Regions from separate parts of the Homo sapiens genome. Here regions 1 and 2 are each linked to region 3. The links are chromatin loops, found by intact Hi-C in ENCODE. Cell type or tissue: PC-9. All regions are shown on one strand. Region 1 overlaps DYNLT1 (dynein light chain Tctex-type 1). Region 2 overlaps SYNJ2 (synaptojanin 2). Region 3 has its middle 60 kb from the start of SNX9.

Evidence for each region. Hi-C counts contacts between places; a loop is a spot of excess contacts. Peaks named below come from ENCODE experiments on the same cell type or tissue, not always from the same donor. Only the 100,000 strongest peaks of a DNase experiment are listed, where the experiment ranks them.
Region 1: a loop joins it to region 3, with 6 times the contacts of the local background. A loop is called at or near these places in 5 of 110 quality-filtered maps.
Region 2: a loop joins it to region 3, with 23 times the contacts of the local background. A loop is called at or near these places in 5 of 110 quality-filtered maps.

Annotation. Positions count from the first base shown.
Region 1 is chr6:158,641,006-158,643,505 of GRCh38, reverse strand. DYNLT1 (dynein light chain Tctex-type 1) reads left to right here. Exons shown (of 5, transcript NM_006519.4): 2 at 2,146-2,187. Among named protein-coding and RNA genes, the nearest start is that of DYNLT1, 2.5 kb to the left of the region's middle. In PC-9, no CTCF peak of the experiment used is centred here; a DNase peak (open chromatin) is centred at 1,125; H3K4me3 peaks cover 1,841 bases; H3K27ac peaks cover 2,318 bases.
Region 2 is chr6:158,041,143-158,043,642 of GRCh38, reverse strand. It overlaps SYNJ2 (synaptojanin 2), which reads right to left. Exons shown (of 27, transcript NM_003898.4): 5 at 244-327. Among named protein-coding and RNA genes, the nearest start is that of SYNJ2-IT1, 41 kb to the right of the region's middle. RefSeq lists an enhancer at 2,173-2,500. In PC-9, no CTCF peak of the experiment used is centred here; a DNase peak (open chromatin) is centred at 1,252; H3K4me3 peaks cover 12 bases; H3K27ac peaks cover 1,786 bases.
Region 3 is chr6:157,761,527-157,764,026 of GRCh38, reverse strand. No RefSeq gene overlaps it. Among named protein-coding and RNA genes, the nearest start is that of SNX9, 60 kb to the left of the region's middle. RefSeq lists a silencer at 1-75 and enhancers at 366-435, 8-1,207, 709-1,636. In PC-9, a CTCF peak has its summit at 1,233 (motif pointing left); a DNase peak (open chromatin) is centred at 416; H3K27ac peaks cover 1,406 bases.

The DNA of each region.
Region 1 (2,500 bases), 880 kb before region 3:
CCGTCTCAAAAACCAAAAAAAAAGAAAAAAATTTCGTTTAAGGAGGAATGTTTTCAGGGAAAATAAAACTAAAACTTAAGGACTGATTCTAGAGTTTCAGTTTTGATCTGATTTCCTAACTAGCACACACTTCCTGTGACAGTGGCATAATCAGTGTTTGAATGCTGATGGCAACCAAGTGAATAATGACGAGAAGAGCTGGTTCAGGAGCAGTTGGCAAAGAAAAAAGCCTTTCCCCTTAAACTGTTACTAATATAATATTGGAAAATGTCTTGTATTACAGTAATATCGAGTAAAACTTCTAAAAAAGAAATCGCTTTGTAAAGGAAAGCGCTTAATACTGCAGTCCGATTCTGACTCCCACAAATAAGGTGGCTAAGTGGCTTCATTATTCGAGATCTCAATCGCATATGTGTAAAATGAAGGGGCTGGACAGAGTGATGAGTGTTCTACCTGGGATGGAGGCCCTGGGAGGTGGAGACCATGGCTGTCTTGTAGTAGGCATGTCTTAGGTATTTACTGAATGGCCCGTTCTGGTCCTCCCACCAGCCTCTTAGCAGCCTTTTCTGCATCTCTTCTAACTTCGTGTAGATGCCTGGGCCTTTGTAACTATTCTCTCAACTCACCATTCATCTTTCTTGGAGACGTTAAAACTATCCACTGGATTCAATACAACTCTGCTTTCCACTAAAAATTCTTTAAAATGTCCCTCAACCTTTTTCGTACTGTAACCATATGGGAGGTGATACAGTGCCTTTCCTTTGTGATTAAGGTCACGGTAGTCACTTGGAAGGATCCTTTAAGCTTCCAGAAATGACTTAATCTCTAAGATATTGCAAATTGTTCTTCACTCAGTGAGTTGGTTTTGTTTCCAAGTCCGACTTCTGAGTACAGCAAGTGAGGTGGCTTCGGGCAGTCAGCTCCTGAACCCCCTAAAAAGAAAGGGCAGGGCCTGCAGTGGACAGCAGCCAGACAGGGAGGAAGACTCACTGCCAAGTCAGGGTTCTCTGCCTTGATTCCCTCAGGATGCACGTTGACTGAGGGCCCCAGGGGTTGCCCTCTCGAAGGCGTGTCCAGAGCTACGTACCTTTCCTGGGACTCAGCAGTAACTTTAAACGCTTGTGCTCATGTGAAGAGCACATTGGCAGGCAAGTGCCTGACTAATGTTATTTTCAGGATGACCTTTTACCCATTCAGATCTACCATGTGTAAAAGGAAAACTATACTCCTGGCACTAGATTCCTGCAGGCAGCCCACCTCCTGAGTCATCCAGACACTGACAGAGAACAGCCATGCTGGCAGCTGGTGGTTAGTCCTGGAGTCGGAGGGCAGCACTGGGAAAGAAAAATAATTACCTGGAGATAATGTAATCATCGTACATTTTACAAGTAATGGTGCTTTAAAAAAATCTCCTCAAGGTCAAACTGATCCTCCTAATCAGTTTACATCATGGAAGAGAGAATTACATCTTAAATGGATTACTTCAGCAGCTTCAGTTAATTTATACAAAAATCAACCAACTCATTAAGCCTCTCTATTGGTTAATGATTCTAGCAGCCAGTTGAAATGGAAGAAGAGAATGAATTCTAGTTTAAAGTGAAGTCTTAGATTGTGGCATGATTAAAACAAAACAGGGCCAGGTGTGGTGGCTTACGCCTGTAATCCCAGCATTTTGGGAGGCTGAGGCGGGAGGATCACCTGAGGTCAGGAGTTCGAGACCAGCCTGGCCAACATGATGAAACCCCATCTCTACTAAAAATACGAAAATTAGCCGGGTGTGGTGGAGGGCACCTGTAATCCCAGCTACTTGGGAGGCTGAGGCAGGAGAATCACTTGAACCTGGGAGGCAGAGATTGCAGTGAGCTGAGATTGCGCCACTGCATTCCAGCCTGGGCTACAGAGCGACACTCCGTCTCAAAAATAAATAAATAAAAATAAAACAATACCTTTAAATTATGTGCATGTATTCTAGTCTTCTGGTTTCTGAAGACTGTAATGCCATCCTTGGTAAAGCTGAACAGTCTAGTTAGATTATTTCTAAGGTCTTCATTTCTACATTATGTTCATTACCTACATTTGCATTTATCAATGTAGTGGAAATATCTTTTAAATAAATCAAACTTAACTGAATGTTCTTCCTTACAGACTGCTTTTGTTGTTGATGAAGTGAGCAACATTGTAAAAGAGGTAAGAGGAGAAATGCTCACTTCTTAAATGTTTAATGGCTTATATTAGAGAAAATAATGTGTTTTAAATACTATCTTGGAATTGTTTCGACTGAGTCTGTGTGTTTTGGTGTTTCAAATAACAGTTTTTACTTCAGTAAATAGCTAGATAAGAGTTGCTTCTATATTATGTAAATTACATATTTTAAATCAGATAAGGAGTTTTATGTACATAGCATTATTACTGCATATCACCAAGATTTGATTCTATAATCTTTTAAGCATAAAAGAATCCTGGTATACAAATAAATGTCTCCAGGGTTGAATGAAGAAAG
Region 2 (2,500 bases), 280 kb before region 3:
CACAGCATCCTTGACGACCAGAAACAACAAAGTGGTGTCTGTGTTTTCTACACACACGCACGCATGCATATGCACACACGTGTGCACACTTTGATAGCTCAGCTCAACACAACAGGGCTGAGGAAAAAGACTGGAAACTATGCCATGAAACGAACGTGTTAAAAGAAATCTTCCCCAGCTATTGAAGGGAAGGGCAGGGCGGACAACATCACAAGGGGACATTTAAGTTTTTTCATGACCTACCTGAAGCCCTGGCTGTTCCCAGAACAGCGGAACGGAGCCTCTGATCTGGACAAAAGATGACACTCCATCGTCCATGTAAATCATCTGCGGCACAAGGAAACAGAAAGGGAAAGGTATTCTTCAATGAAACCGAACGTCCTGGGCTGGGTAACGGGATCCGGCCACCTGTGACCCGACACCAGCCAGAATGAAGGGCGGACGGTGGACTCCGGCGTCCTCTGCTCCCCCATCCGGCAATGCGCCCTGACCTCTCGCCAGGTACTGGGCGGGCATGCTGGCTGTCGACCAGCCTCTGAGGAGGGGGTCTGCTGGGGGTTGGGGCCTCCCAGGGTCTCCGGGAATTCACACTTCTAGGGCACAACCTTATCGTCACCCTGAAAATCCCAGGAACAGCCTTCCGCCACCCCCTGTATGAATAGAAGTCAGTGTGCTCTGGAATGTAACCTTCCTTAGAGCCCTCTATTTTTGCCTTGGCAAATAGCTAAGCAGAAGAGAGCTATGAGAAAAGGACTGAATGAAATAAAATGCACCAGTGATAGCCAAAAGACCTCACTGACTGTGCTAGCCAGTCTCGTACTTGACAATGCAAGACTCAACCTGATCTTGTACTTGGTCCTGGCCCTGCCCCACTGTGTTCTTAAACACACCACTCAGTTAACACACACAACACGGTTTCCACAAGCTTCCAGTGTGACAGCACCTGCAGAGAAACAAATGATCCGTACACTTTAAGACATCTATCTCCTCCCCACCCACACGTACAGCTATTTCAGAGTGTGCCTGCAGGCCTCCAATGACGCTGGAGTGCAAGGGAGTTTTAAAAGGACAAGAAGTACGATCCTGAGCGCCAGCAGGGGCAGGCGGCGACACTTATCAGATGCGGGGCCTTTATCTGCGCAACTCTAGCCTGGCCTGGCAGGGCGGCCTGGGCGCTGCTGTGGTCCTTTCCGTTCCTCACCGGCCTGCTCCCTTACAGGGCAGCTTCCCATGCAGGCGAGATCACGCTCAGATCACACAGGAATGAGTCATTCTGCAGTGGAGGACCTGAAAATTAGAGCCACTGTTTCCCTGGGCCACAGGAATTACAGGAGCCTGGTATCTACATTGTCAAACTGGAATACTATCCCTTAATCTCCAAAGGAAAAAAGCATGTGTTAAGAACATGCTGTCTGTTTCCAGGTATTGAGTACCAGCAAAGCTGTTGAACTCCATTCTTCTACTGACAAAACAGAATAAAATAGCAGGTTGCTTGAACGGCTACAGACATAGTTGGCTACCGTGAAATTAGGTACATACAACTGACCGGCGTGTGTGCCCTGCATAGGCCCAGGTTCCTGGAAAAGAAACCAACATTTGTATATAAAGACAATGTTTAACAATATCCAGGCTGGGCGCAGTGACTCACGCCTACGGTCCCACCACTTTGGGAGGCCAAGGTGGGAGGCGGGCTTGAGCCCAAAAGTTCGAGACCAGCCTGGGTAATAAAGTGAGACCCCCATCTCTACCAAAACAATTTTTAAAAAGTTAGCCGGGTATGGTGGCGTATGCCTGTAGTCCCAGCTATTCGGGAGGCTGAGGCAAGAAGATCACCTGAGCCCAGGAGGATGAGGCTGCAGTGAGCTATGATTGCACCACGACACTCCAGCTGGGGCAACAGAGTGAAATCCAAAAAACACCAAACAACAACAAAAACCAATGCCCACGATCTATTTAGGCTGAGGAATGTCTCCCTTCACTCTGACTGCCCCAAGTGCTAACAATGCCACTTCCAGCATCACATCAGGCTCCTCCCAAGCTGAGACTTGCCCAGAACCAGCTTCTGAAAACACTGAGGGCTGTCAGTGCTCTGTATGCCCCTCCCTGCCCACACTGGAGCAAGAAGAAAGGAGCTCCAAAGTTCTCCACCCCGTCCTCCACAGGGGAAGTAGGTGACATCTGCACCCCGTCCTATCATCAAGACTGTCTTCTTTGTTCCCAAGGCAGTAGGCATAACTTGACCATCAAATGCAAGTGATACATTTCCATTCTGGGCGAACAACTTTTAATACCAGTGGAAGAAGTGATGTCTCACCTCACAGATGTCATTTTGACAGAGGGCTCTTGGGGTGGGGAGGCAGGACAGAGAGTGGAAGCAGGAGAGAAAGTGGGCTCTGGTATTAGCACAAGCTGGGTCCGACTGCCACTTTGCAAACCCCCATTTGCCCAGCAGGGTGGCCCTGGGCACATTACTTAGCCATCTTCAGCCTCAGTTTCCCTC
Region 3 (2,500 bases):
TAAAAAGCAACCTGGATATAGTGTGTCAGTTTTCAGAAAGGGACCAAGATGAGATTAATGAACCTTGACACCTGCTTTGCTCTCTTCCACTGCCGTAGAAATCCTCTCTGCTGAGAGTCTGGCATACTTCATAGATACAGTATTTGGAGAAGCAGCAAGGCTGGATGGTTTGTGTAACACACTGGAAACGTCATGAGGCTGATTCTAGATTTGCCAGTCATCAACTGGGGGCACTTGGCCACGTTTTCTAACTCACAAAGGTTTTCCAGGATAACATTTCATGCTACCTCCCCTTGGTGTTTTGAGGAATCGTCAATAGGACAGACAGGCAAGCACATGAGAAACATAAGCTGCTAGTTGGCACAGGTGTGTTGGGCTGCTGGAATCAGGCAGGTGTATGGAGCCGGGTGACTCATGGAGGAGGAGGGGTTCCACCTGGAAGGGACACTCCCTGGTCTCTCTCCACATAGCTAATGTGAGTCACCACATTCCTGGCTCCCTGCCTGACTTGCTTCCGGGTCAACCACGGAACCCCAGGGCCACCTGGGGTTGGGCCTGCTCCAGCTGTTCCCTTCGGAGCCTTGCCCTGCTTGCTTTGCACTTGTTAGAAGAGGGAGCAGGTACTTCCCCGCAGGGACCTGTGTCTGCCTTCAGCTGTCTAAATTCCATGGAGAAGGCCTGGAGATCCATGGGGAAAACTCCTTTCATTCTGGGATGGTCTGGCCTGGAAGCCCGGAGCAGCTTCCTCAACCCCGCCGCCCTCCCCTTTTCCCTGCCTTGTACCCAAGGAGCCCCAGCCCCTACTCCACATCACAGAGGGCAGAGGTGGAGCCCACCTGGGACGGTGGCCACCTATACCCTCATCACCAGGCCTACATCAGCACCCTCTGGGCGTGACTTCCCTCACTTTCTAGGTAATGAAGAAAAAGATCGTGTTTTACATTGAGACGTATAATCTGTGTAGCTTGGAAGAGGAGAATATGCAACCCCCAAATATGCATAAGGATTGTTGAGCTGAAGGCCATTAAAAAGCAGATGCAGGAGAGCTCTCTGCCCTCGCTCTATTTGCCTAAAGCGGGGCACAAAGACAAAAGGTGTCCTGTCCCCCTTCCACCAGGGAGAACAAAGGTTAACCACGGAAGACAATTTCAAACCCTGTCAGCCTGGAGATGGTACTGGAGGAACCCACATGGGCAAGCCTCACCGAGCAGCCTTCCTCTGCCAGTTGTTTGCTTCTCCCCAAGTTGCTGCCCCCTAGAGACTCGAAATCCTTTTCTGCTTTTATTTTTAAAATATTTTAAAAAATACTTCCCCCAACCCCCACTGCATCCTCCCTAGCCACAGCGGGCTCCGGGACACTCTTCAGAGTCCTTTTCCTTTTCCTTTTCCTTGTCACTTCTCTAAATATTAGCTGTTCTTTGTTGAAGATACTGTCTAAGCTGGAATTCAAAGGCATCTCTCCCTGGTATCTTCCATGTGCATATTAAATACACATGATACTAAACTTCTGTTTGTTCCATGTGCATATTAAATATACATGATACTAAACTTCTTTTTGTTTTTCTCCTGTTAACCTGTCTTTTGTTACAGGGGTACATTCCAACTAAGAATTTATGAGAGCCGAAGAAAAAATTATCTTTCCTCCCCTACAGCAATGAACCAGAAATAGGCCACAGGGCCATCTGCTTTGGAAGCTTTGGTGGGATTCATAGGCTTTCTACCACCTTCCTTCATAGAAGGAACTGCACGCTTGAAAACTGCAACGAACCCAGTGAAAAGAGAAGAGGCTTCTGGCTACAATCAGATCTGCCAGTTGGCAGGTGATGGTGGGGGCACTGCCCCCAGAGCGGCTTCTAGACCTACTCTGCCCCTCCCGGCCCCACAGGGCACCCTGAGCTTGTACTCTGCCCCTCCCGGCCCCACAGGGCACCCTGAGCTTGTGAGAGGCACGGCCCCACCTGTGACCTCTCCCATCTTCTGGCCGTGCTCCCTGCGGTGCGCCCCACTCCAGAGAGCTCCAGCCCGGCTCCCTTCCTGCTGCGACGTTCATCCAGTTTCTCAAGTTCCAATTTTCATTCTGATGCCCTCGAACTTTTCTCAGCACAACATATCTGCAGTGAAAATGGAAATTCCAGACCTAAATCTATATTGAACCTCCCCAGATGTGCTGGCCCTGGGCTCTCCTTCCCCCTTCTTGAATCCTGAGGAACTGAAGCTGTCTTAAGAGCTCACGTGTGCGTCATCCCTTCCTGCACCTGCTTCCACGGGCCCTTGGCGGTAGCCTGGGAACAGCTGGTCAGGTACTATTAGCCCCATTCTACCAATGGAGAAACCGAGGCTCAGAACAGCTCAGTGGGATGCGGCTTCTGAGGTCACACGGTTCACGTGCACCAGAACTTGCTTCTAGGCCGCCTTTCCATATCCTGTGCTTTTTCAAAAGCCCCCTTTTAATGCTTACAACCCCTTTTTGCTGTGCAGGGTACAATGCTAGACTAGCAGG